5 separate regions of the Mus musculus genome follow, and all the other regions are linked to region 5. Evidence: chromatin loops called from intact Hi-C (ENCODE). Cell type or tissue: heart. All regions are shown on one strand. Each heading gives the region's core, and the rest is flanking DNA. Links, peaks and the distances in the headings are about the cores only.

What was found. Hi-C counts contacts between places; a loop is a spot of excess contacts. Peaks named below come from ENCODE experiments on the same cell type or tissue, not always from the same donor. Only the 100,000 strongest peaks of a DNase experiment are listed, where the experiment ranks them.
Region 1: it touches region 5 in a loop (2.4-fold over the local background); 9 of 42 quality-filtered maps call a loop at or near these places.
Region 2: it touches region 5 in a loop (1.9-fold over the local background); 5 of 42 quality-filtered maps call a loop at or near these places.
Region 3: a loop joins it to region 5, with 4 times the contacts of the local background. A loop is called at or near these places in 36 of 42 quality-filtered maps.
Region 4: it touches region 5 in a loop (2.2-fold over the local background); 9 of 42 quality-filtered maps call a loop at or near these places.

Annotation. Positions count from the first base shown.
Region 1 is chr2:32,754,037-32,759,985 of GRCm38, reverse strand. Sh2d3c (SH2 domain containing 3C) reads right to left here. Exons shown (of 12, transcript NM_013781.3): 12 at 4,979-5,590. The coding sequence ends at 5,415. Tor2a (torsin family 2, member A) reads right to left here and starts at 2,752. Exons shown (of 5, transcript NM_152800.3): 1 at 2,536-2,752; 2 at 1,050-1,315; 3 at 284-459. The coding sequence starts at 2,686. It also overlaps a transcript of Ttc16 not described here. In heart, for the core only: CTCF peaks have their summits at 2,231 (motif pointing left) and 2,851 (motif pointing right); DNase peaks (open chromatin) are centred at 1,235, 2,355 and 2,765; H3K4me3 peaks cover 1,295 bases; H3K27ac peaks cover 1,050 bases; H3K27me3 peaks cover 113 bases.
Region 2 is chr2:32,840,426-32,845,425 of GRCm38, reverse strand. The region is part of intron 1 of Stxbp1 (syntaxin binding protein 1); the gene reads left to right. Among named protein-coding and RNA genes, the nearest start is that of Gm13524, 3.0 kb to the left of the region's middle. In heart, for the core only: a CTCF peak has its summit at 2,654 (motif pointing right); a DNase peak (open chromatin) is centred at 4,155; H3K27ac peaks cover 269 bases.
Region 3 is chr2:32,686,701-32,691,700 of GRCm38, reverse strand. Fpgs (folylpolyglutamyl synthetase) reads left to right here. Exons shown (of 15, transcript NM_010236.2): 4 at 447-511; 5 at 3,667-3,781; 6 at 3,864-3,941; 7 at 4,038-4,099; 8 at 4,186-4,288; 9 at 4,479-4,556; 10 at 4,816-4,963. Mir8093 (microRNA 8093) reads left to right here and starts at 3,935; the gene lies at 3,935-4,071. In heart, for the core only: a CTCF peak has its summit at 2,083 (motif pointing left); DNase peaks (open chromatin) are centred at 460, 2,110, 3,950 and 4,770; H3K27ac peaks cover 355 bases.
Region 4 is chr2:32,747,838-32,753,786 of GRCm38, reverse strand. It overlaps Sh2d3c (SH2 domain containing 3C), which reads right to left. Exons shown (of 12, transcript NM_013781.3): 7 at 4,102-4,634; 8 at 2,720-2,835; 9 at 2,102-2,273; 10 at 1,062-1,173; 11 at 592-798. Among named protein-coding and RNA genes, the nearest start is that of Tor2a, 6.4 kb to the left of the region's middle. In heart, for the core only: a CTCF peak has its summit at 3,362; a DNase peak (open chromatin) is centred at 2,276; H3K4me3 peaks cover 1,445 bases; H3K27ac peaks cover 1,174 bases.
Region 5 is chr2:32,628,692-32,634,640 of GRCm38, reverse strand. Ak1 (adenylate kinase 1) reads right to left here. Exons shown (of 7, transcript NM_001198791.1): 3 at 4,757-4,792; 4 at 4,243-4,406; 5 at 3,449-3,565; 6 at 1,156-1,347; 7 at 1-1,000. The coding sequence ends at 932. Among named protein-coding and RNA genes, the nearest start is that of Ak1, 6.2 kb to the right of the region's middle. In heart, for the core only: a CTCF peak has its summit at 2,733 (motif pointing left); DNase peaks (open chromatin) are centred at 700, 2,640, 3,390, 5,180 and 1 weaker place; H3K4me3 peaks cover 764 bases; H3K27ac peaks cover 4,060 bases.

The DNA of each region.
Region 1 (5,949 bases), core at 409-5,408, 130 kb before region 5:
GTGAGGAGTCAGAGCCAGGCGTGGTGGCACACGCCTTTAATCCCAGCACCCGGGAGGCAGAGGCAGGCGAATTTCAGCCTGGTCTACAAAGTTGAGTTCCAGGACAGCCAGGGCTATACAGAGAAACCCTGTCTGGAAAAAAAAAAAAAAAAAAAGTGAGGAGTCAAGAGAGCATGCATGCGCTCCTGGGAGAGCACCCTGCTGGGAGCACAGGCCCACGCTGGACAGCTAGACCTCTAACAAGTGCCCCTCCACCCCCACTTGCTTGCAATAGAGGCCAGACCTGATAAAGATGAAGATGGCTTTGCGATAGTTGGTCCCATACACAACCCAAGAAGGGCCCAGGAAGGGCTGCAGGACTTCCATCAGGCCAGGAGGCAGCTTGTCCATCTCATCGAAGAGGAAAAGGGATCGGCCACAGGCAGTGAGGTTCCCCTGAACCCAGCTCTTGAGCTCCTTCTATGAGGGTAGAGACAGGAATTCCAAAGGAGTCCAAGACACTCCACTCCCCGCAACCCGGAACTTCTTCCCAAGCCAAGAAAAATTTCCGAAGAGACACAATCTATATCCAGATGGCACCAACCCCTTGAGACAGATGGTAAAAGGGTAGTTCAGAGAGGTGCAGAGACTTGTCCAAAGTCACACAGCCAGTCAACAGGAGAACAGGGGTACAAATATGTACTCAATTGTCTGTTCATGAGAGCTAAGTGACTTCTGACAGGGGAGGTCAGACCTGCCCCCCAGTGTTGACAGCTAAGACAGATCAGGAACAACAGATATCAGAGCTGACAGTCACCAGGGAATGCTTGCCAAAGCACCATATGGGGCTAAGAGCTTAAGAGAGGATGCTAACACAGACACAGGTACCCTGTGTAATATCTGCCCGGGGTAATCCCCAAGGCTCATGATGTCTCGGACTCACAGGCAACAAGACTGCCACCACCCCTGTTCCTAACAGGTTCTGAAGGCTGAGCCTCCAACTGGCTGTGTGTTTTGGAGCCCTCTCTGGATTAGGATGGAGAAAAGGGACCAGGACACATCTGGCCTACCTTGTACTGCTCAGTGCGGCTGGGATGTGGGAAATGGATGATAGGGGAGAAGTGATGGACGTGAGGGCTGCGAAGGCCATCCCGGAAGAGATGCTGTGCCAGCAGGGAGCTAACGTAGGACTTCCCGGTGCCTGTCCAGCCGTGCAGGGAAAGGACCAACGGCTTGCTGGGGGCTGGGTCCTGTACAAAGGCCTTCAGTGACTTCACCACCAGGGCCTTGGCCAAATGCTGGCCAGCCAGGTGTTGAGCCAGGTCACATTCCAGACCTAGGGCCACAGAAGGAACGCATATCAAAGCAGATGACAGGCTGTTGACTCATGTCTGTCAGCTCAGCCCCTGGGAGGCAGAGGCAGCAGTAATCCTCCCAATCAAAGGCCAGCCTGGGTTTATGGTGAATTCCAACACACCTTTAATCCAGGCAATTGGGAGGCACAGGCAGGGAGATCTCTTTTGAGTTCGAGGCCAGCCTGGTCTACATAGTAAATTCCAGGCCAGCCAAGCAGGGCTACACAGAGAAACCCTGTCTCAAAACAAACAAACAAACAAACAAACAAACAGCACTGGCTGCTCTTGCAGAGAACTTAAGTTCGATTCCTACCACTCACATGGTAGCTCTCAACTATCTGTAAGTCCATCCCAGAGGAGCCAACACCGTCTTCAAACTTCCATGGGCACATGGATGTAACCATACTTGCAGGCAAAGCATAAATATTAAAAAAAAAAGGGGGAGGCTGGAAAGATGGAAAGAGCACTGACTGCCAAAGGTCCTGAGTTCAATTCCCAGCAACCACATGTGGCTCACAACCATCTGTAATGGGATCTGATGCCCTCTTCTAGTGTGTGTCTGAAGGCAGTCGCAGTGTACTCATATAAATAAAAAAATAAATAAATCTTTAAAAAAACAAAAAACAAAAAGAGCCAGAATATGGTGGTGCAAACCCTTAATCTCTTAGCACTCTGGAGGCAGAGCTAAGTGGATCTCTGGGAGTTTGAGACCAGCCTGGTCCACATAGTGAGGTCCAGAACAGTCAAATCAGTGTAGAAAGATTCTGTCGGGAAAACAAACAAACAAACAAACAAAAAGCATCAGAGGGTCGAAGGCATGTGTCTAAGACCTCTGGGATACTTGTGTCCAAACGAGGGACAGGATCAGTCACCTCGGCAAGGGCCAGTGCGGCACCGCCCCCTCGAGGCGGTTCTCCGGGTTGCACCAGCCCCGAGTAGACGACAGCTGTCTACAGGTTCAGGCGACGGCAGGTTTCTCCCCCGGTGTGACAAGTCCGCACAAGGGAGGCCTACCACAAGCCACTGGGCGCCCCTCTGTCAAAGGCTTCCCTCCACCGGGCCCCCTCCAAACCCTCTCCTCAGGTTTGCACCAGAGGCTCTCGGATCCCCACCTCCGCCGGCGGCCGGCGGGGCGGCAGATGTTTCGAGCCCCTGCGAACTGCCGGCTGCCCGCCCGTCCGCACCGGCTCCCACCCCTCACCCGGCAAGTCGGGCCAGAAGTCGCATTCGCAGAACGAGCCGAAGGTGCAGCGCAGAGAAGCCACGTCCCAGGCGGCGGCGGCAGCCAAGGCCAGCCCGAGCAGCCCGAGGATCGAGCCCCAGGGCCGGTAGCCGTGCCTCGCCACCGCCATCCGGTTGAGGCCCGATTTCGGTCAGAGGCCGCCCACCGCCAGAACCTGTGAACTACAGCTCCCGGTGTGCACCGCTCCGAGGCAGCCACGCCCATTGCCTACAACTCCCGGCTCCCCTTCCTTGGGGCTCTAAAACCCACAGGTTGTCTCGCAGCAGTACTGCAAATAGGCCTCCTGGGGGAGCCCGCGAACCACCCAGTCCCGCGTTGCCATGGTCACGGGTAACTAGCGGCCCGAAACCTTACCTCAGAAAGAATAAAAGATTAAGAGAGTGAAACAACATAATAACAAAAACTTGAGCCGGACTTTACACTTTCCTGAGAGCCTTTTCCAAGCTCTTTTTAAAAATGTGACGGAAGAGTGCTCACAACCGCCTTTTGAGAATGTCTCTGCCAGTGTCAGGCAGGCGCCTTACATGGGATGCAACAGTACCTACTCTATACCCAGGGATGGTCAGCTCAATGAGATGTGGTCACATAAAGTGTTTTTGGCTCAGAAAATAGAACCTTCAAGATGGTTTTGTGAGCTGGGCGTGGTGGTGCATGCCTTTAATCCCAGCACTTGGGAGGCAGAGGCAGGCAGATTTCTGAGTTCGAGGCCAGCCTGGTCTACAGAGTGAGTTCCAGGACAGCCAGGGCTACACAGAGAAACCCTGTCTCAAACCCCCCCCCCCAAAAAAAAGCTGGTTTTGTAGGCAAAGACACTTGCCAACCGGCCTAAAGACCGGAGTACAATCCCCAGAGCCTACCTGGTGGAAATCAAGAACCAATCCTGCAAATTGTCCTTGAACCTCTCTACACGTGCGTGAGTTCACACACACACTCACAAAATGGATAAATAAGTAAATCAAAAGGCAGTGATGCAGCTTCACAAGTCTAAGGAACTCCAAAAGTGTGCTTTTTACTTTTCTTCCTTTGTCTCTGTCTTTTCGGGACAGGGTTTCCCTGTGTAGCCCCAGCTGTCCTTGGACTAGCTCTGAGGCAGGCTGGCTTCAAACTCAGAGATCTGCCTGCCTCTGAGTGCTGGGATTAAAGGTGTGTACCACCACTGCCCGGCCCCTTCTTTTTTCTAAGCACACCTCTCTAACACTTTGGGTGTCACTCCCTAAAGCCCTCTCTGACTATCGCGAGGCTAGCCTCTTTGTCAACTAATCCAAATGACATGGCTTTTTTTCTTTCTCCATCCTCCTCCTCCAGGCAGCATCTGAGATTTAAAGCTTGCCTGCCCCAGGGTTTTTCTTTTAAACCCTAATAAAAGTTTCTCAGAGCTTAAAAAAATTTGCATATATATGTAAATGAGTATTGCTCTTTCTTACCAGCTACTACTACACGCTAAAGACTAATATAAATCCAAGGAGAGGGGGTCCCTTATTGTCTTGGTTCTATTGAATTTGGAACCCAAGACATTAAGCTTCTTATCCAAGTTTCCTAGTCACTGAGCCATTGAACTCAACCCACCTCCAGGTGTGGTCGAAGATCTAATATCAAGAGCTCAGAGCAAAGAACCCCTGTGTCTCTAATTCAGTAAGCAGATTCCTGAGGCCCAGGCCTAGCCTGTGATCACCACCAGCAAACTTGCTTGTTCTGCTATTATAGCTCAGAAAAAGTCACCTCACCCACCAGGTGTAAGGGGAATTGGGATTCTAGGTTTCATATTTAAAGATTTTTTTTGAAGGGGGGGGCGCTCACTAAACAGCTTGGACTGGCCTCAAAGATTTGCCTGCCTCTGAGTCCAAAGTGATGGAATTAAAGTGATGAGTCACTAGATCCAGTTTAAAGATTTTTTTTAATTTAAATTTTATTTTATTTGTATGGCTATTTTGCTCACACACCGCATGTGTGCCCGGTACCCAAGGAGGTCAGAAGAGGGCTTAAGACCCCTTAGCACTGGAGTTCTAGATTATGAGCCACCATGTGAGTGCTGGGATTGAGCCAGAGTCCTCTGAAAGATCACTCAGTGCTCTTGGCCACTAAGCCATCTCTTCTGGTCTCTAGATTTTTAAAAGCCCTTTTACCTCAAACTCTGGACTTCTTGTGGATGGGGTGAGGGCCGGGGGGGGGGGGAACTATGGTTTCTCCTGACAAGCCCTGGGCTCAGAGAAGACTGAGGCCCCTACTTACACTGCTCTGGACTGACCGTCTCCCCTGCTAATACCTGAGCTCATGGCGGTCAGGGAGGGGCTGCTGTAAACCTGGTTCCCCATATCATCTGGGAAGTCTTTGGCGCTAACCAGGTATTTCCTGGTGTTGTGGACCGTTCACCTGTGGAATTGCTTCTTTCTACCAAGGCCTCATGGGACAGAAGAAAGAGTCATTAAAGTTTATTATATGAAAGAGAGCATGGCTTCTGTACATACATTTACACCAGACTTATTTACAGTAAGATGGAGGCTGTGGCACCTCTAGGCATAGATGCCTGCAGGAAGGAAGAGGGGTGGGGAGCCTCCCATGGCTCAAAAACAGGGAACCTCAGCAAAAGGGGGGCCAGCGCAAGCCGGTGGGAGGAGCAGAGGTTCCTGTCCATTTGGAAGGGAGACTTGGCGCGTGTGTGATGGAAGAATGGAGCTCAGAGTCCATTCAGGACCCTGGAAGTGCAAGGGAGATCCTGGATTTGAACCCAGAACATTCTTGGGCTGATCACAGTGTCCCTGTGGTGCTCTGGAGGGAATGTCCTGAGCCCCTCTGCCGCCGATGCTGCCCGCAGCTGCAGAGAGGCGAGATCTCCGGGGTCACAGCTCGCTAGAGCGGATGGCAGGTTCCAGCTTGTGGGACAAGGCAGTGAGGACTTTGTCAAACTTCTCATAGCGCCAGGCCTGGCTGCTGTTGGCACCCTGGCTGCCCCAGAGGAGCCGCATCTGGAACTCTGTGCTGAATACTTCCAGGAGCTCCGGTCGGGCTTGGAACCCTGCGGGGTGGAAAGAGGTAATCAGGGCTTCACAAGCTTCAGGGCCTGCTCACAGGGATCCTCCCCAGCCCCGCAGGGACACAACACAATGTACGAAGAACAGCACCTTGCAGGTGGTACCTAGTCTTTCTTCATCTATTTGCAACATATGATTTTTAAAGGACTAGATGATAACTGGTGTTTGTGCATGTGGCGCTGGCACGGGAACACAGGGCTTTGTGCATCTAGGCAGACACTCTTTGCTCTGCTATCTCAGCCCTTAAGATGTAACACACACACACTCCGGTAAATCTGAGGTGAGATCTCAGAAGAGCTTTCTTGTATTTTTCTGTAAGTTGCATTTTTCTTAAAGACATTTA
Region 2 (5,000 bases), core at 1-5,000, 210 kb before region 5:
CTTTATACCCCCCTTTTCAAGGGCTAGAGGTATGGGATCGAATGTTGTATTCCAGGTATTATATTTTGAATACTACATTTGAATGATAAAATACTTATTAAAGAATCTCCCCCAAGACAGTCTCTACAGTCCAAGCTGCTGGCCCAGAAGGCACTATGTAACTTAGACTGGCATTAAATTTATCTTAATCCTCCTGCCTCAGCGTCACAAATGCTGAAGATTATAGCTGTGAGCCACCAACTTCAGCTTATTTTTTGTTAATGCGAGACAAGGTCTCACTTTACAGCCCTGGCTAGCCTGGTACTTGCTACCCAGTGCAGGCTGGCTTTGAACTCATGGTAATCCTCCTGTCTCAGGCTACCAAAATGTTGGGGTTCCAGGCTTGCACCACCATACCCAGGTGGTGAGGTGCTTGCATCCTTTTGCCAAGACCCTTAGGTGTCACCATAACCTCTCGCCTTGCCTCTTTTAGAAGTAAGCATCAGAAAAAGTTATATATATATATATATCAGTATGCAATATGGCCAAAATTTCCTTTGAAACAAAGTGAAACTGTGGTGTGCAAAAATAAGCACAATTAAAAAAAATGATGAATGTGTGAACAGGCTTCTATTCCTGTGACAATTGAGTTAGGCGTGTGCTTTAGGAAAATGTATCGCTGAATACGATTTTAATGCTACCTTCTAGTTTTTGGTGGGGTTTCTGCTTTGGCTTTTTTCTCCAAAAAATAAAAGTGAGATGAAGATGCTTTTCCTTTTCACTGTCTTGAGAACTGAGTCTAATATAGCCCAGGTACGCCTAGAGCTGCCAGGGGCTCAGCATGAGTTAAAACTGATCCTCCAGCTTCTCCCTCTGGAGCCTCCCACCACTGTCTCCATTTTCAGCAGTGCTGGGATTGAACCTGGGGCCTCTAGTATGCTAGGTTAGCACTCTACCCACTGAGCTACAGCTGCAGCTAAAGCTTTTAAAAACCCACTATGCACCAGTTTAAATGTCACCTTCCTTTTGCTCTAAGTTAACATTCCATAGTCACCGTCTTAGTTGGGGTTATCGTAGCTGGAATGAAACACCATGGCCAAAATTAGCTTTGGGAGGAAAGGATTTTTCCACATCACAGTTCATCATTGAAGGAAGTCAGGACTGAGCAGGCACCTGAACTCAGGAGGGGATGCAGGCCTGCTCAGCCTGCTTTCTTACAGAGCCCAGGGGTGGTCTCACCCACAATGGGCTGGGCCCTCCCACTTCAGTCAGTGATTAAGAAAATGCCCTACAGGCTTGCCTACAGCCCCATTTTACAGAGGCCTTTTTGTAATTGAGGCACCCTCCTCTAAAGGCTCTAGCTGTGTGAAGTTGACATAAAACTAACCAGCACAGTCACTATCAGATTTTTTCAGAAGTAAAAAATGATCCTGTCCTTTGTTTGTTTTGGGGGGAAGCCCACATCACTTAGGATATGAATAAACACAAAATAAATGTAGTTTTGAGCCCCTTACCTTTCCCTGGAATCTGCCCCAATCTAATTTAGAGCCTTGCACATGTGCAGTACCAGCCCCAGAGCCCTTCTGGGCCCTTCTGAGTTGAGCTTCATTGGATAGCCCGTGGGCTGTAGGTGTAAGAAGAGGATATGGATTGATTTAGCTACTTATTCTATAGACATTTGTTTAGAGCTTGCTAGGAACTATGGGAGTTTCAAAGCTGAAAGCTAAGAAAACATGAATCTGCTGTGCCAAGCAAGCATGGTGGCATATGCCTTTTTCTCCAGGACTCCGGAGGCAGAGTTCCAGGCCAGCCTGGGATACTTAGTGAGACCCTGTCTTCAAACCAACCAGCCAACAAGCCCCTAGAAACCAAACCAACAGCAAAATGGGACTAGGTCGACTGTGTGGCCATCAGTCCTCCAGAGGTTTTCTGCTGCTTCCCCAGCATGCTGTAGAACACACTGTGACTTACTTGTGTGTTTTGGCCTTGCCCAACTGGTCTGTGTGTTTCTTCAGTGGGTCTTGTTCTTGGGCCTGTCCTCAGTGCATGATGTAGGCACTGACACACAGTTAATGTTGGACAGACAACTCAGGAGAACGAGAACAGGCTCAGTAACTAGAATTATGGGAGACCCCCATGCCAGCTGGGATAGTGGGTTCTTGTGCCCTGTGCCAACTTTTTACTGGGGATGAATGAAGGTCCTCAGGCCTGCCCAGCAAGAGCCTCAGGAGCTGAGTATCTTCCTGGATTTAAAGGTTTATTCACTTCAGGACCACAGCTTCATTTTAAGATTAAACCTATTTATTTGTTTGAGTTGGGAGTGTGCCACAGACCTGTGGAGGGAAGAAGGCTTTCAGGAGTCAGCCCCTCCTTTTACCTCGTAGGCCTCAAGGATCAAACTCAGTTCAAGGTCAGCTGCAAATACCTGTATCCACTGAGCCAGCTTGCTGCCCAGGACTATGGTTTTACATTTTTTTTTTTAAGATTAACTCTGTCTATCTATTTGATTTGCTCAAAACAAAGTGTCTTTGTATAGTTTTGGCTGTCTTGAAACTCGAACTCACAGAGATGCATCTGCCTCTGCCTCCTGAGTGCTGGGATTAAAGGTGTGCCTGCCACCACCGCCTGGCTAAGATTTATTTTTGTGTCTCTTGATTGTAGGTGCCGATAGAATCCTGAAGGGGGCGCCAGATCCAGGGGAGCTGGAGTTACAGGTGGTTGTGAGCCACTGGATGTGTATACTAGGAGTCAAATGCAGGCTCTCTGGAAGATCCTGTCTAAACAGACAGACAGACAGGCAGGCAGACAAACAAAAACAGATTTCAGATTTTCTCATGCTGTTCCCTATAGATAGTCTCTTCCTACCCTCAGCTCCTGGCAACCACCAACCTTTTTCCATTCCCTGGAGTTTTGCATCTTCCAGAATATCATGCCAATGGAATAGAGCATGCTCTTTTTCTTTTGTTTGTTTGGTTTTTTTTTTTTTTTTTTTGAGGCAGGATCTCACTATGTAGCATTGGCTGGCTTGGAACTCACTATATAGAACAGGCTGGCCTTGAACACACAGAGATCCACCTGTCTCTGTCTCCCAAGTACTGGGATCAAAGGTGAGCACTACTTCGCCCAGCTCTTAAAATGGGATTTCTGGGGCTGGAGAGATGGCCCAGTGGGGACAGTCCCTGCTATGCAAGCATGAGGACCTGAGTTCTGATCCCCAGCTCCAGGTAAAAGTGCCAGGTATAGTCATGTGCATCTGTAACCCTAGCTAGGGCGTGGGTGGAGAGACAGATGGACCCTGAAATACACTGGCCAAGCAGTAACGCAAATCTGAGCGGTAGGCACAGAGAGAAACTGCATAAGCTAAGGTAGGTACTGATAGCAAGAGACACATTATGCCAGCTTCTGACCTACATACAAACACACGTATCACATACACACGTAAACACACACACACACATACAAAGTATATACATTTTTTAAAACTTGATTTCTGGGCTGGAGAGATGGCTCAGCGGTTAAGAGCACCGACTGATCTTCTGAAGGTCCTGAGTTCAAATCACAGCAACCACTTGGTGGCTCACAACCATCTGTAACAAGATCTGACTCCCTCTTCTGGAGTATCTGAAGACAGCTACAGTGTACTTACACATAATAAATAAATAAATAAATCTTAAAAAAAAAAACAAAAAAAACTTGATTTCTTTCATCCAGAGCAGTTGCAGTAGATGCTGGCTATCTGAGCACCAGAGGCAGGAGGATTGCAGCAAGCTCTAGACTACCATAATCTGCATGAAAAGTTCGAGGCTGCTCAAGACCATGTAGTGAGACCCTATCTCAACTCCCCTATCCTCTTTTACATAGCATTTTACTTTGTGTGTGTGTGTGTGTGTGTGTGTGTGTGTGTGTGTGCAAGCACGTGTGTGTATGTGCACACACATACCATTGCACACATGTAGAAGTTCTGCATTGGTTCTCACCTTCTACCATGTGGGGCCTGGAACTGAACTTAGGATCACCAGTCCTAGTGGCAAGCACCTTTCCCACTGAGCCACCTCCGTGGCTCCTTTACTTGCTGCGGAGCCCACAGAGCAGCTGCACCGCCTCACCTTCCCTCTGGATGTCTGAGGGCTCCGGTTCTACACTTCCTCGCCCAGGCTCTCTAACCCCTCCTCTGCCCCTCCCTTCCCTCCTTCCTTCCTCTGACAGGATCTTTGTATTGGTTCCAGGCTAAACTCAATTCTTAGGCTCAAGTATGCCTTCTACCTCATCTCCTTCCCTTCCTTTGAATGTTTGTTTTGTTTTTTTCCCCCAGACAGGGTTTCTCTGTGTGCCCTGGCTGTCCTGGAATTCACTCTGTAGATCAGGCTGGCCTCGAACTCACAGAGGCATGAACTACTATGCCCATTTTGTTTTGTTTTGTTTTTGGTGTTTATTTCTAGATATAGTTCTGTTTTGAACTGGTTGTCACCTTATAATAATGTGATTTACAATTTAAGTTGGGGCAAGTTTCCCTAAGTAGTGGTTTAGGGACCAAGTAGCATCCCCGTGTCTTCATCAGTTGTGAGAGGACTTGCATCTTCCCTGTATCCAACAAGGGCTTATTGTGTTGGCTGTACATTGAATGTTTTTTTTTTTTAATTAATTAATTTATTTTTTGGCACACAGCACCTCTGAGGCAAACAGGTGCTTGGCAACTGAAGAGCTCAACAGCAGCAAGAGGCTATGGGAAGCTGACTTCCTTGGTCCAACAGAAGAAACTGGATCTAGGCTAGAAAGATAGCTCAGCAATTAAGAGCACGCAGTGCGCTGAGCCCCAGTTCAATCTCCAGCATCCACATCAGAGCTTTCTTTAGTGAATTGATCAGGCCAACTTTTATAGTTACCTCTGGCAGTCCAGCAGTCCTAAATCGTGCGCTCTGGTCCCAAGCTTGCCCTAGGATAACTGTCTCAGGAATGCCAGCTTTCAGGTTGATCAGAGGGACACAGCAGCTCTTCCTAAGGGTGCTTGGCTAGGGATTAAG
Region 3 (5,000 bases), core at 1-5,000, 57 kb before region 5:
TCCTGGAACTCACTCTGTAGACCAGGCTGGCCTCGAACTCAGAAATCCGCCTGCCTCTGCCTCCCCAGTAGTGGGATTAAAGGCGTGCGCCGCCACCACCACGCCCGGCACCTCATGCTGGAGCTTATGGAGGCTCCCATAAGCTGGATCGCTGAGGTTTCCCCCTCTCGGATGGCCAGCTTTTGCCAAGCTGACATCAGACTGTCATGTCGGGCATGTAGGAAAGAGAGTTTACTTGGCTGTGAGTTCTGGGAGATGTGGTCCCCCATGGCAGGTGATCACATGATCACATTGCATCCTCAGTCAGGAAGGGATTGATGTGTGCTTGTGTGCCTCGGTCAACCCTGTCGAGAAACTCCTCCCCAGGCCTGCCCGGCACGTCTCCCTGGTGATTCTGGGCGACAACCAGCAGTACCCATCATTTCATCCTACCCAATGCTTTCCAGGGCTCCACCTGTGCCTTCACCGAACGGATCCTGCGGAATTACGGCCTGAAGACCGGCTTCTTTAGGTACTGGGCTCTGTGTGAGTGGGTGTGGGTGTCTGTGTCTCAGCTCTAGAAGGCTATGGTGCTAGAGCCAAGGTCAGCCTCTCTGCCTCTCCCCCGGTATTTGTTGATTCAGCAAACATTAAATCCACAGTGCCAGTGTTAGCCCACTAATAGCAGCCATCAGTTTCCATAAGGAATAAATTGGAGGGAGAGAGGCGACCTGTGTCTCAAGGTGTGGCCTAAGTACCTGGCTGGAAGAACCAGGTGACCTTTTATTAATTTAAGTTCCAAATGTAATTTTTGCCCGTTAAATTTTTAAATTATTCTTCTTGCTTTATGTGTGTGTGTATTTTGCTGCATGTATGTGCTAGTATTGGAATTACACAGGGTTCTGAGCCACGTGTGTGTTAGGAATGAAACCCAGGTCTTCTGCAAGAGCATTCAGTGCTCTTCATTGCTGAGCCATCGATCCAGTCCCTGTTTGAGGCAGGTGTCACTCTAGCCCAGGCTGACCTGGAACTCACTTTGTCCCTCAGGCAGGCCTACAACCTGGGCTCTTCCTACCTCAGTCTCCTGCTGGAGTTGCGGGTGTGAGCCACCGCACTGCACAACTTGGTTTTGTCTGCTTTTTTAATGTTTGTTTTGTTTGGGGGGTGGGGTGTCTCTCTATGAAGCTCTGACTGGCCTGGGATTCTATAGATTAGTCTGGCGAAGAATTCACAGTCTAACCTGTCTCTGCTTCTTGATTGCTGAGATTAAAGTTGTGCACCACTTTACCCACCTTTGAGTATGATTTATGTGTGCATGGGCACACAAGCATATGTTTATCTCAGTGTGTGTTTTTCTGTCTTTCCTTCCTTCCTTCTTCCTTTCCCCCTCTCCCTTACCCTCTACCCTCCCTCTCTCCCACTCTCCCTTCCCTCCCCTCCCCCTTTCCCCCTCTTCCTCTCCCCCTCCTCCTCTCCTTCTCCCCTCCCCCTCTCCCCTCGCCCTCTCCCCCCGCCCTCTCCCCCTTCTCCTTCCCCTCCCCTCCCTCTCCTCCTCTCTGCCTCCCCTCTCCCTCCCCTCTTCCTCCTCCTATCCCCATCCCCTCTCCCTCCTCTCTTCCTCCTCCTATCCCCCTCCCCTCCTCCTCCTCCTATCCCCTTCCCCTCCTTCTCCCTCCCCCCTTCCCCTCCCCCTCTCCTCTCTGTCTTCTTCCGAGATTGGGTCTCTCACTGAACCTGGAGTTCCTAGATTCAGCTGGATAACTATGCATTAGCAACCCCAGGGATGCTCCTGTGTCTGCTCCCCAGAAGTGGGGTAATCAATTCACAGCCGCTGGCTGGTTTCTTTTTGCAGCGGTTGGGGTGGGTGAGGATGGAGTGTGAGAATACTGGGGATCTGAACGCAGGCCCTCATATTTGTGTGGCAAGCACTTTACTGACTAAACCATCTCCCAGGCTCTCCAGATCCAGTTTTTAAGCATAGAGATATTTGTTGGCTAAGATGTCTCTGCAGTAAGGAACACAAACCTGACTCATAAAGGTGCAGAGCCAGTTTGGCTATGGCCCCCATGTCAGAGTCTCCACAGGGAGGCAGTAGAGCTCTGCCAGGGATAGCTGTGGTTTCTTCTGGAGCAGCGCCCCCTTGTGGTGACTCACAGACATCAGAAGCCCACAAGATGTGGAGCTGGCTTACTGATGCGAGCCTCTCCTCCCCTGTCACCTTAAACAGAGGACGTTTCAGAGGAGTGCATATGAGTATACTCCTGGGGATTTGTCCCTTGAGGGAGAAGCGTATCCGACATTAGCTTTGTCAGTTCTGTCAGGCCACCTCCATAAGCACCTGAAGCCAGTTGGCTGGGGCCAATTCAGATCAACTGACATGTCAGTTTCCTGGAACTGGTGATTGTTCAAAATAAAGACATGGAAGCTGGGCAGGGCGGTGGTGGCGTACACCTTTCATCCCACCACTCAGTAGGTGAGACAGGCTGTGAGTTCAAGCCTGGTCTACAGAGCGAGTTTCAGGACAGCCAGGGCTACACAGAGAAACCTTAAAAAATGAAACAAGGGCTGCCGAGATGGCTCAGTGGTTAAGAGTGCCAACTGCTCTTCCAAAGGTCCAGAGTTCAAATCTTAGCAACCACATGGTGGCTCACAACCATCCGTAATGAGATCTGATGCCCTCCTCTGGAGTGTCTGAAGACAGCTACAGTGTACTTACATATAATAAATAAATAAATCTAAAAAAAAAAAAACAAAAGAAAAGAAAGGGAGATGACTTGGTGTGAGAGGGTCTTTGAGGACTTAAAATGCAGACATGTCTTAGGAGGCTTGTGTGATTGTGGCCACCGCATCGATAGGACACAGTATATGTGTCATTGACCAAAGAATAATACTTTTGAAGCTTGAAAACATGTAATGACTTTTTCATTACCTTGGGTGTCTTAGTGCGTGTGCATTGCTGTAGCCCACGAGAGAGGTCAGGAGACAAGCTTTAGTGCGTGTGTGTTTGCCCGTGTGCATTGCTGTAGCCCACGTGAGAGGTCAGGAGACAAGCTTTAGTGCGTGTGTGTTTGCCCGTGTGCATTGCTGTAGCCCACGTGAGAGGTCAGGAGACAACCTTTAGGAGAAGTTTCTCCCGTGAGTTCTTAGGATGACCGTAGATCATCAACGTTGGCAGCATGTGCCATGTCGCTGGTCCCTGATAATAAAGCTCTAACCACTGACCTTGGCCTACGCGGCCAGCCAGCCAGCCTACAGATGTGGATGCGGCAGGGGAATGACTCCAGACAGTTCCTTCCTCTGGATTTATTGCTTTGAGACTGAAAGGCGGACGGCTGTTAATAGGCATGTGTTAGCAGAGTTACTAATCCTTTGGGGCCCAGAGACTCTGTTAGATCATCGTGGGGACAGGGCTATCTCCCTCCTTTCTGAGGTGGGGGTCTTAGTTGAGAGTGGTATCGTAGGATGAACCCACCGACAGACAGACGGTAGGCCTGGCTAGGGACTGGAGGGGCCGCCAAGCTGCTGGGGCAGGGCTCAGCCTCCACAGGCTCTGGAGGCCCTAGGCAGGAGCTCAAGAGTCTTGAGGACGTACGTCATGGAGCCTCGGGAACAGGGCAGACACAGTCTGATTAGGGCAAGGAAGGCCTGGGAAGTGGGGAGTCCCGATGACCCCAGGTCTCTCCACAGCTCTCCTCACATGGTGCAGGTGCGGGAGCGGATTCGAATCAACGGGAAACCAATCAGCCCCGAGCTCTTCACCAAGCACTTCTGGTGCCTCTATAACCAGCTGGAGGAGTTCAAGGTACTGTGGCTGGGGACTGGGGAGGGCCCATCCCCGTGTGGGGTACGGGGCTCTGGCCCTGACTGGCTCCTTCTGTGTGCAGGACGACAGCCATGTCTCCATGCCCTCTTACTTCCGCTTCCTCACACTCATGGCCTTCCATGTCTTCCTCCAAGAGAAGGTGAGTGTCTTTCCTAGCCCTGTGTCTGAGTCCTTGGGGAGCAGAGCATGAGTGGAGGGGTTCCCTGCTCCCTGTGTGCTTTCTGCTCTCCTACAGGTGGACCTGGCAGTGGTGGAGGTGGGCATTGGCGGGGCTTTTGACTGCACCAACATCATCAGGTAAGGTAGCCGCCGTGGCTGTGGAGTCACCCGGAGCCTGCGCAACGGCTCGGCACTGGGGAGCAGGACTTTCTTGTCTTTTTCAGAAAGCCAGTGGTGTGTGGAGTCTCCTCTCTTGGCATTGACCACACCAGTCTACTAGGAGATACAGTGGAGAAAATAGCATGGCAGAAAGGGGGCATCTTTAAGGTAACATAGCGGGCCAAGGCAGGAGAGGTTCATGGGAGCCCAGGGTCTGTCCTTTTACCGCTTACTGAAGAATGACTGTGGCAAGTCATTACCAGGTCCTAGCCAGCTGCACAGCCTGGCTTCTCCTCCTTCTCCCTCTGTGGCCTCAGTTGAAATCAGCCCCTGTCCCTTTTTTCTGGTGTGCCTGCAGCCTGGTGTCCCTGCCTTCACTGTGGTGCAGCCAGAAGGTCCCCTGGCTGTGCTGAGGGATCGAGCCCAGCAGATTGGAGTGAGTGACTGGCTGGCTTGGTGGGGTGGAGGGGTGTGCTGACTAGAAGAACACAGTCTCCTGTTGGGCTTTGGGTTCCTCATGTGCAAAGGGGATAGCGGGGGTAGCTGTTGTGGCTCCAGGACGCATCTGGTTCTGGAAGCAGGTCTTGGTAGGCCCTGGTGGTTTTGGTGGTTGGTGATGGGCCCTGGTGGTCAGAGGCTTTCTAACATAGTGGTGGTGGCAGGTCAGCTGACCAGCTCTCCCCCTCCCCCCACAGTGCCCGTTGTACCTGTGTCCGCCATTGGAAGCCCTGGAGGAGGTTGGACTGCCATTGAGCCTGGGTCTGGAGGGAGCACACCAGCGGTCTAATGCTGCCTTGGCCTTGCAGCTGGCCCACTGTTGGCTGGAGCGGCAGGACCACCAAGGTAGGTGGGCCAGTGTGGGCGTGCAGGTGGGCAGCTC
Region 4 (5,949 bases), core at 445-5,444, 120 kb before region 5:
TTTGCCTCTCAGAGTGCCAGGACTGTGAGGCTCATGCTCCCAGTTTATGCCATGCACACAGTCCTGGGGATGAAGTCTAGGGCTTGGCACACTAGCCAAGCACCCTACTAAGCCACATCCCCAGTCCCCCAGATTGTGTGTGTGTGTGTGTGTGTGTGTGTGTGTGGTTTAAATAATGCCCAAAGCAGTAAAAGAGTCATCGTTTGAAGCCACTTCCTCTACTCCTTTCCCAGAATTCTATGTTCCCCAGTAGAGGCTCCCTGAAGACCAGGCAGGTCTTTCTTCATGCTGGACCTTGGCTGGGCACCTTGTAACCAGCTACGGAAAGACAGCTGCTTACTTCCATGAGAACAGTGAGGTGCAGGCGATTGAAACACATGGCAAAGGTGTTCAGTGTCTCTCAGCCCACCTCACCTGATACCCTCGCTAACAACTGCCTATGAGTGACAAGACAGATGGAATAAAGGAGCCAGGAGTCAAGACAGAGGAGTAGAAGATGTCAGTGGATGCTTGCGGACCGAGAGGCATAGGTAGAGACAGATGGAGGGGAGCCAGGGACAGCAGGATCCTGGGGACATGACAGCTACTCACCTTGCAGCTTGACCTCAGCGTTGGTGTGGTAGAGGCCCCCGTGGTGGGCCACAGTGCGGGCGGCCTCCAGGTGGGCTAGCACAACCTCCACACCGTGTTCTGTGCTGCCCCAAGGTTCAGGACCCTCGGCGGGGGCAGAGTCACATTCCAGCAGAGTAATGAAAGGAAGTACGTGTGGAAACGTGGTGTTGCTCAGCGGTGGGCCTTCTGTGGAGAGGGGCGGCAGGCTCTTAGACCTGAAGACCCTTCCACCCACTACAACCCCAGAGATGTCTGGGGCCTCAGGAGGACCACCGAGGTCACCCTAAACAGTCCCTTCTTTCCCTGGTAACCCTATCCTGTCCATGACAGAGCATACCTGGCTACCCCATGGGACAGTCACGCTATTATCCTCGCCACCTCAGAAGTCTTTGGGAACCCATAGGCCGACACCTCTGTAAATGTCACATTGAGATGCAGACATCACCTACCTTTGCCCTCGTTCAGGCTCTTGAGGAAAGGCTTGAGCTTCTTCTCGTACAGAATGGCACCCTCCGTGTGTCGCTGTCGCAGGGTCATCCATGTCTGCTCCAGCCTTGAAATCTGGGAAGAGCAGACTATAAGAGACTGGCTAGAGACGGCGCCTCCAGGAGCAGCTGGCCACAGGTCACCCTGCTGAAGGCTGTGGGGTTAGGGTACACTGTCCCTGAGTACCACACAATGACAGCTGAGTATGGCTGTCAGTCAGAAAATGGAAACAGCGTCAACTGTTAACTGAAGCTGTTGCAACACATTTTACAAATCTTGAATCTCAGCTCTGGACTGTGTGACCTCACCCGTTACCGCTCTGCCTCTGGTGGCCACTCTGTGACACAGGACCATCCAGCAGCCTCCCCCCCCTCCCCTCCCCCGTGAAGAGTCAGTGCTGGTACCTAGCATACAGCAAGTCCATCAACTGATGGTCATTCTATGTCGTCTTTGTTTTGAGGCGCGGTGTTAAGTCTTGAATTTCTAATTCCCTTGCCTCCCCTTCCCGAGGTCAATGTAAAGAACCATGTTCTATATTTTAAAAGATTTACTTATTTTATGTGTGTGTGCCTTAGTATATGTACATGTGCATGCTAGGGCATGTGGAGACTAGAAGGGGGAGTCGGTGTTATAGGCAGTTGTGAACTGCTTGGTATGGGGGGCTGGGAATGAACCCTGCATCATTTGGCATGAATCGGACGCTCTCTTAAAGGCTGAGCCGTCTCAAGGGCATTCCCGTCCCACCAAAAGCACTATATATTCTTTAAATTCAGGGTTTCTGGTTCCTCTTACAAGCGGGTCAACTGAGGCCCAGGGCAGGAATCAGAGCGCAACACCTGGGAGACCTCTGCTTCCTGGTCTGGTCCTTCCCAGAGGAAGCCTAGAGACTCCGGGAGCTCTTGTATTTTCCATGCAAATGTCTTCCCCCAGGGAACGCCCCCCCCCCCCCCCCCCCGGGCCTTATGCAGACAGCCTAGTGGTTGTCCAGAGGTGCCCACAGTACCTGGGCCATCTCCAGGGCGCCCATGACAGCGGCGAAGCTGAACATGTTGCCCATCGTCCCCCGCAGCTCGGCCGCCAGCTGTATGGTCTTGTGCAGCAGAGCTGCCCGCTCCTCCGCCGAGCCTGTGCAGCCCAGGATATCCACTGCCAGCATGATGGACATGGTGTGGAACCTGTGAGAGAGGTTGGATCATAGGGGGCGTGACATACGGCGGCGGGGCCAACAGGGACGCTGTTAAGTATGACAGAAAACAGAGTAGGTCACAGCGACTAAGGGGCGCAGCCAAAGTAACAGGCAGAGAGAAGGGAGCCTGGTTGGACAATATAAGTTAGGAGCAAAATCTGGATGGCAGGAGGAGAAACTTGTAATTGATCAGCAAAATCCAAAGGGCAGAGTTTTAGAAAGAACACTGTGGACAGGAATGGTGGGCGGGGCCAAGGTTGATGGACGTGGGGAAGCGAGAGGCTAAAGCGGTCGATAAAACAGCAGTCTTTGGGAAATCAGACTGGCTTTGAGCCGAGGACCACGAAGCTGCGATTGGCTAGTGGGATAGGAAGAGTGGTCAGAAACCCTGGGACAGCCCGTAAGGTAGCCGTGGGCTGGTGCAGTGCACCTTACCTTTCCAGCAGGTCTAGTCGTAGCTGCCGGCCATGGGGGAGGGTGAGCAGCTCCATGCCCCAGCGGACTCCCATTAGGGTCTGCATCTCCTTGGTAACGCCCAGTATCCTAGCAACCTGCAAAGACGCCCAAAGGGCTGATTAATTTCCTGTCAGGGTTAGTCCAACCCATCTGGGAGTCAGAGCTTCATCTAAGAGGGTCGCCTGGCAGAGGGGTCCAGAGGGTGGGGTGGGTGGTTGAATCCCAGCTCCTCTGCAAACACGGAGCAAGTGATTTCCCCCTTTCTGAGTGAGCCTCAGTTTCCCCATCTGTAAAATGGGGAGTAGAAAGAAGCCCATAGGTGTGTGCCATGTTAAATACTTAAAATCAAGAGCCAAGATCCCATTATCCCCGATTGCCAACCCAAGGCCCAGGAAGGGAATGAACTTTCTTGTCCAAGTTTGTACACTTGAGCCTGCACCTCAGTTTCTCCCTCTTCTCCCGCAGCTGCATCCCCACATGATTCTTTTCACTTCCTGATTTCTCAGACCAGCGTATATACCAAACTACATAGCGAGAAACTGGGGTATGGAAAGAGCTGTGGTTCGTACGGAGTCAAAGCCTCACACTGGCATCTGGACAGTTTTTGGGTCAAGGAACATTTTGCTTGTTGTCCACTAGGGGGTTAGGGGGCAAGGGGGCAGGCAGATTCCCCGCCCCCCCCCAACCAGATGTTCACTTTCTGCAGACTAGAACCAAGAAGTTCTTTAAGTTACTCCCAAAACATCAGCCCTCCTTCCACATCTGCAGCTGTAGAAATGTCTTGGTTTTTACTTTTCCAAAGAAGAAAATCGGGCTGGTGAGATGGCTCAGTGGTTAAGAGCACTGGCTGCTCTTCCAAAAAGACTGGGGTTCGATTCTCAGCACTTATATGATGGCTCACAATGCCTATAACTCCAGTACTGACACACATACTGGCAAAACACCAATGCACATTAAAAACTGAAATGAAAAGGAGAAGGGGGGCGGAGGAGAAGGCGGTGACTGCAAGTGGGGGGGGGCATAATCCTTTAATCCCAGCAACTGGGAGGCAGAGGCAGGCAGATCTCTGTGAGTTCAAGGCCAGCCTTGTCTACATAGTTCCAGCCCTGCCAAGGCTACATAGTGAGACCCTAATAAAACAAAGCAAAACAATCTAAACTAAGAAAATGGAGACTGACATGCCAGATGACAATCCATAGTCCCAGAACCAAGAAAGACACCCGGGATGTCAAAACCCAAGCTACTGGCTTCACTGTACTTAGGGGATTTGGGAATCAGTCCCTCACCATCTTGCTTGACTCCTGACCCCAAAGCCAGATGATAAAGGTATTGTCCCCTCTGTGAGCATTCCTAATACTTACCAGGCAGTCAACCTTGGTGACATGCCGGGCCAGTGTCCGGGCATCCACCTCAGACAGCAGCTCCTTGACCTTGCGCAGAAGGGCCACCTCCAGAGGCCGGTTCTCCTTGGGGATCAGCTGGGACTGGAAGGTAGCCAGGTTGAAAGAGGAGGTGGCTTCTACTACAGGGACTGTGAAGGTCTTGCCCCACTCCCCGTCAGAGACTCCATTTTCTAACAGTTCCTTTTGCCTCTCTCCGGAGCCCCTAGCCTTCCGGGGAGTCTCTCCTGCGGCCTGCTCTCGGCTGCCACGGACCGGAGGCTGGAGCTGACAGTAGTGACCAGAGTCCGGGTCACTGTAGCTGCTGAGTGATGGTGATGGCGAGGCCTTGCAGAGGGTGTGGGATGGGCTTGCGTGAGGGGCCCTGTCTGACTCCCCAGGAGGCTTTGGAGTATTTCCAGGACATAGCTGAGGTTCGCTGGAGCGGCGGGCAACTGGGGAGGCAGGCTGTGCTGAAGTAGAGGGGGTGGCAGAAGGAGCATGGACTCGGGTTACTACAGAGAGGAGAAAGAGAAAACTAGTTATCTCCTCTACCCTTAAAAATGGGACCTCCCGCCGGGCGTGGTGGTCCCACGCCTTTAATCCCAGAACTTGGGAGGCAGAGGCAGGCGGATCTCTGAGTTCGAGGCCAGCCTGATCTACAGAGTGAGTTCCAGGACAGCCAAGGCTACACAGAGAAACCCTGTCTCAAAAAAAAAAAAAAAAAAAAAAAAAAAAAAAGGGGCCTCCGAGGCTGGAGGGATACATCAGTAGTGAAGAACACTGGCTGTTCTTCCTGAGGTCCTGAGTTCGATTCCCAGCGAGCACATCGTGGCTCACAACCATCTCTAATGAGATCTGGTGCCCTCTTCTCTCCTGAAGGCAGACATGCAGACAGGATACTGTATACATAATAAACAAATCTTTTTTTTTTTTAATGGGGCCTCCCTTCCCTGTTCTCTCAAAGAATAGTCTGCATCCTGTGTATAGAGTAATGTCCCACATCCCAAAATGTAGAGGGAGGTACTCTATGGTCCTCAGCACTTCCCTGTATCAGTGGAGCCGCTGCCCCAAGAGACTAGAACATCAGAAGCCACATAGGCGGTCCAGGGAAGCTAAGCTCTGCTGAAGTATGATGCCTGGTGAAGCTGTCACCAAGTGAACTCAGGGAAGTTGTCACTTGGCCTTTGTGTCCCCCCATACCCCACACACAAATAAGTAAAGGGATGTAAAAGAACTCAGAAGCAAAACAGCAAAGCCAGTGGGGTGGTGCACACCTGCAGCCCTAGCGCTCAGGGATGACCAGGTCTCTGTAGATTTGAGCTAGCCTGATCTATATAACAAGTTCCAGGCAGCCAGAGCTACTTAGTGAGACCTTGTCTCAAAAACAAACAAACAATACCCCAAGTGTCCCATTCTATGGCAGTAAGGACTTTTATGGTCCTCAGTCTTGAGCTGAGAAAGTGGAGGCTCAGGGCTTAGAGACTTGCCGAGGTCACTCAACCTGGTAGGGCTAGGATAGAAGCCGTTATCTCCTAGGTGATTACTGGAAATTGTCCCATTAAAAACCAAAAAAAAAAACCAACAACAACAAAAAAAAAAAAAACAAAAACAAACCCATAAGCTGGGTGTGGTGGTAGGCATGTTTAATTCCAGTCCTTAGGAGATAGAGGCAGGCAGAGCTCTGAGTCTGGTCTACATAGTGAGCTCCAGGCCAGCCAAGGCTACATACTGAGTCTCCGTCTAAAATAATAAAACAAATAAGTAAATAAATGTTTTCACATGACCATGCTGTTTTGAAAGCAAGTGTATGTGACGACAGGAAAGACT
Region 5 (5,949 bases), core at 393-5,392:
ACAAGCTTTAAAACCAGCCAAAGGATGGCAAGGCCTGGCAGGTCTATACCAAGGGAGCCTTCTTCAGGAAGGCCACCCCTGACCCCAGCTTCCCACCTAGCTGTATGCCCATTGCACAGCTCCTTGGCACCCAGTGACCACGTGGCCCCAGCTGGTGAGCCCATGGCCCTTTGCCCTTTGCCCATGCCAGACCCCAGTCAGGCACAGAAAACCTGCCCAGCCCGGGATGCAGCTCACTCTGTAGCGTGCTGGCCTCGTATACAGGGCCATGGGCTTGATTCCCAGTGCCCCCAAAACCAGGAGTGGTGGAGGTCCACACACACACCTGTAATCTCAGCACACAGGAAGACAAGTGGAGGCAGAAGGATTAAGGTTGCCCTTAGTTACATAACAGGGTTGAGGCCAGCTTAAGTCACACGAGATGCTGTCTTAAAAAAAAAAAAAAAGAAAGAAACAGAGAAAGAAAAAAAAGAAAAAGAAAGAAAGAAAAAAAGAAAACTCACTCCAGAGAGACAATGGCTTAGGGCCAAAGCCACACAACGAGGCTATGAGAAACAGGGTGAACACCAGACCCCCCAGAGCAGCCTGCCAACCCAGGGACCCCTAGGCTTTGACACAGCCTGGCTAAGGAAGGGCCTAGGATCCCAGCAGAGCCAGAGGGAGACAAGACAGCTGGGCTGAGGCACAGGGAAGAATGGGCCGGCCACGCTGGGGCCTCCGGCTGTGGCAGCATGAATCACCATAACTGGAAGCAAAGGAAAGGAGCAATCCTAACCCTCCTTGGCAATTTCTTTAGTGTCCATGGGACAGGATAACATGGCTTCCTGTGTCTGTGCACAGCCCGGCAGGGTGGAGGTGCTGGGCTTGAGCCAGGCTGCCTGGGGTCAGGGAGCAAGGGTGGGGCGGGCTGGGAGCTGGCCAAGGGATCCAGTTACTTCAGGGAGTCAAGATAGGTGCAGACCTCAGAGAAGACAGTGTCCACCGTGCCTTCGGCATTGACCTGTGGGGAGAGGGATGATGAGGGCAGAGACGCACGCCATGGCAGGATCCACACAGCCCCAACTCAGTAAACTGAGGGAGAAACTGAGGCAGAGGGAGAGGGATGGCCTAAGATCCCACCGTGAGCTGCAGCTAGAAAAGAGAGGCGCTCCCCACCTTGCGCACAATGCCACGCTTGTCATAGAAGGAGATGACAGGTTCTGTGGCATTGTAATAAGTCTCCAGCCGCTTCTTGATGGTCTCCTCGTTGTCATCCACGCGGCCACTGGTCTCCCCTCGCTTCAGGAGTCGTTGGGTCATGGTCTCGGCGCCTGCGTCCACATACAGCAGCAGTGTGGGCTGTCCAATCTGCGTAGGGTGGAAATCGGATCATTGGGACTCCATCATCCCTGCCTCCATCTCCCAAGCCCTACCTACATGAGACCCACCCAGAACGCGCCTTCCTAGAGTAACTCCTCTGTCACTCAGGTCAAACCTCTTCCACGGGCTCCTAGAATTTTCAAGAGGAAGCCCAAAATCCTTACCAGATCTAGAGCACCTATGTGTTGTGCCCTTGTCCTCCCCCCCCCCCCAGCTGCTCTCCTGATCCCCACCCTCAACCCTCCTTCCTTCCTTCCACCATATTGATCTATGCTTGTATCTGTCTCCATCCCACGCCAGGCCAGCACAGGTCCCATTACCCTTTCTCACAACTGAGACTGTGGGAGTCTCAGCTAGACCCTCACTCCTTCCAGATGGTCTTCGCAGATGTGACCTCCACTATTCCTGGTCCCTTAGTCTCCCCTTGACAGCCTCTAGGTATTTACTTAGCGACCTCCTCTTCCCTCAGCCAGGATGGGAGCTAAGGGCTGAATAAGACTTGATTGAAAGGAATCAGAGGGACAAGGTGAGGACTTTAAGGACATCTAAATGACTGTCACTGTCATAAGCCACTCGTCACAAAGATGGCTTGAAGAGGTATAAAGGATTAGGGCCTGAGTGTTCCAGACCTCGGTTTGGCCACCAGGGCCCTACACACTGGCCCTGCCCAGGCTGGGCCTTGCATTGAAGCAGGCAACGGCTTCCTTCCCCTTTTCTGGCTACACGACCCCTCAGAGTAGGGGTCATCGATAGATCCCTAAGCCTGGCCTAGTCTAGGCTGGGCTTGTGAGGGCAGGCAGGAGGATTCTGGGTCTTCCTAGCCTTGGGCCTGGGCCAGGAGGTCTAACAGCTTTGGGACCTCTGTTCTTTAGTCCACAGCTGAGTCAGCCCCAGCCTCTACGCAGCTAACATCACATAAGCTTGTCACTCACAGCTCCTCTCCTGCCTCTGTCCAACCGTGTAACCTAGGGCAAGCTACTGGGCCCTCTGAGTCTGGTGTCTGTCTCCTGGGTGGTTGCAGATTCAGTGTGACAGTATCTGCTGACCGTAGACGGTTTACCAGTTTAGAGTGGCAAAGGCCAGACCAAGGCTGCTGCCATCTGTCCATCGGCCATCAGCTGCCAAGGTCCTCTGAGTCCCCAGGGCCAAACACAACAGACTCTGGATCCACACTTTGGGTGGAGGTAGTGAGGCTTGTCTCTGAGCAACGCACCCCTGGCTGGAGCTCAGTTTCTCAGTATGGAAATAGGCATCTAACTAGAGGAGTGGGCCCTGAAGACTGCCCACCCCAAGGAAGCTCTGGGGATTTGTGTCAGCAGTAGGACAAGTCACTTCCAGGCCAGCCCCTTCTCTGTCAGTGCAGTTCTGGCTCCCCCTAGTGCCAACATCTGAGAACTTCAACTACTCGGACTCCCAGAGGCTGCCTCCAAGCCCTGACTGTAGGGAGGTGGGGAAACTCCCTAATACAGGACAGGAGGCACTTTGGTTTGCTGGATGTGGCCCTGAGGGTGGCAAATGACTTCATGCAGCTGAGGAAAACCAAGATGTGCCTCAGAGTTGCGCCTAAAGGAAGCTAGACCAACTCCCATTTCAATGATTGGCATGCTGAGACTCAGAGCAAGACAAACATTTTCTTGAGGTCTTTCATTCACTTAGAGGTTGTGACATGCCATCTCTCCTATTCTGACTGAGCTGCGCAGAGGTGGGCAGGAGTGAGGCTGGAGGTACTCTGCCCCAGCCCACCAGGGTGCCAGTCAGCCCTTCACCCTCCCCTCCTCAACACCTACTACCCCTTTCTCCTCAGCACCTGTGTAGTGTGAGCTTCATCCAGGTGCACACACATGTGCACATGTGCATGTGTGCATCCTACATTGCCTATTGCTTGTATAGGTATGGATCATGTGCGCAAATGTCTGCCTGTGTACATGTGGGGTGACAAGCCCCACAGGATAAAGTCTCTCAAATCCTCCTCCTCCCGCCTTTCTTTGGGGTGGTTATGGTAGGTCCTGTGCGGCCTTCCCACCTGCACACTGTAGACTCCGCCTCCATCACCCCTCCCTCTAGGCCGATGACCAGTCAAGGGTCTTACCTTCTGTTCAAATTCTTCTCCCTGTTTCACCTCCCTCGGGTAGCCGTCGATCAGGAAGCCATTGGAAGAATCCACTTTGGCTAACATAGCATCTCGGAGCATGTCCAGCACCGTGTCCTGTTGTCCAGCACAGGGGACCCTTGAGCCTTCTCTCCCCGGGGGCCCCTCGGGAGCACGACCTGTGTTAGCCCACCCAAGCTTGCCCTCTTTCCGGGAGCGTGTGAAGTCCCAGCAAGCCCCTCTCTCCAGGCTTGGGCTTCAGCAAACCCCTTTCCAGCCCGGAAATGTCCTGGGCCTGGACACAAAGCTTCTACAGGCCTTTGCTGTCCCTATCCTCACCAGGGCAGGGGACAGGGAGGGGACAGACTGAGGTACAATGAGCTGGTGACTCTAAGCATGGCATAAAATGAAGGGGTAAAGTAAGGTAAAGAAGGGGACAAACGGGTCAGCAGAATGGCTCAAAGGTGGCATTTGCCTTTAAGCCTTGTAACCAGAGTTCCACTGCCAGGATGCACACCAATCCCTTCACATTGCCCTCTGACGGCCATGTTGATCCCACAGAACATGCATACCCCTCCCAACAAATAAATAAATCAAGTAACTGAAGGGGCCACTCCAGTATTAATCTAGGGGGTCTGAGATCAAGGCTGGGGAGTTAGGGCCAGCCATAAAGGAGTGTGGTAGAGACAGAAAGTCCAGGACACTAGGGGGTGGAGAATGGCTGACCCCTGGGGCTCAGGCTCAGACCCTCCACCAATTCCCCCCCCCCCCCCCCCGCAGGCCCGCTCATTCACCAGTGGCACTAGCTCTCCCTTCTCCATGATAGCCGACAGCTTCTTGCCCCTCTCCGATCCAGAGCTGACTTCTGCCCGAAGCAGGTCCCCAGTAGACAGGTGGGTGTAGCCATATTTCTGTACAATCTTCTCGCACTGGGTGCCCTTTCCTGAGCCAGGTCCGCCTGTAAGCACCCATGCATTCAGAAACTTCACCCCACCCTGCAAAACAACACAGCCCCAGGCAGACACCACCACGGTCCTCAATGAGAGAAGAAACCTCGCAAGCAAGCCTTTCATCCCTGCACTTGGGAGGCAGAGCTCTGTGAGTTTGAGGCCAGCCTGGTCTACACAGTGAGTTTCAGGACAGCCAGAACTATGTAGAAAGACCCTGTCTCAAAACACACACACATACACACACACACACACACACAAACAAACAACACAACAAAACAAAACCCTCCAAATCCTGCAGTGCCTGCTCAGACCCTCAGACCCTGCTTACCCTCCGCCTGCCCGCCTGCCTACAACTCACCCACCACAAAGATGATCTTGGCCTTCTTCAGCTTCTCTGTGGGAAGAATGAACGGGAAGCACGAATCAGTCACTGGCTAGACAAGCAGGCAGAGCCCACGTGTGACCCAGACTTGGGCTGAGTGAGCTGGGACAGACAGTGGGTGTTCTGGACAGGCCCAGACAAAGCCCAGAGGCTAAGAACTCAGCCAAGGATTCAGAGGTTAAGGGACAGAGATGGGCGCCTTGAGTGGGGGAGGGCCAGACGAGAGACCCCAGGTGTCAGTCACCTCCAGTCTTTCTGCCTCCCTCTTCTTGGGGTTCACTAGACACACAGCAGCCCATGATCCTATCCTGTTCCCGCTGTCACCTCCCCTCTCTCTGGCTTTGGCCCTGCCATGGCTGCTCTGACCCAGCAGTACTGTGGCAACCACAACGTGTTGCCATAGAGATGGTTGCCAGGGAGGAGGGCTGCTGTGGGCAAATGGAACTCTTACTCAGACAGGGAGTTAAGCAAACTTCCCAAACTGCCTCCTTAGGACCCACAGCCCTGGTGGCCTGCTGTGGAGAAGCTATGTGGCAGACCTAGCTAGGGGGAGTGAGGCCCTGGGCCCCATACCTGAGGCTATGAAAAAGGGAGAGGGAAACCAAGGCCTAGGGAGGGAGGGAGGGGCTTAGCCAAGGGAACATCTGAGCCCAAACTATTATCCCGGGCTTTCTCCTGAGCTCCCTCCCATTAGGGTGCTGGGCGGGGACCCCATTGGGATGCAGCCTTTCCAGGAGGAGGTGGGCTTGAAGGCCCTGAGGGTCTAAGGCCCTGAGGCACTGCCAGGGCTGAGTGTGCCTAAGGCTGAGTGTGGCAGCTAAGGGGTAGATCCTTGACCACCAAGTTGAGGCGGTAGCAGTGGTAGCAGCGTCTGTCTTTAAAGAGCCACTCAGGCAGAGGCCCAGTGCCAGGGCATGGCGCTGCCAGAAGCCAGGGCCCACCCATTCCAGGCACTCTGCCCACATCCTAGAGCATAGAAGCCAGGAAGACAAGACTTTAGGGTCCACCCCACTAGCTGACAGAGACACTGAGTCCCAGCAAGGGCCAGACATGAGCCTGCCCACTGCTCCAATCAACCCTCCACCCCCACCCCATCCCACACTGCTCGGCAGTTAGCTGGAATTGCTGTCCGGTATAGCCCCTCCCCAGTACCCTCCTTCCCCAGAAAA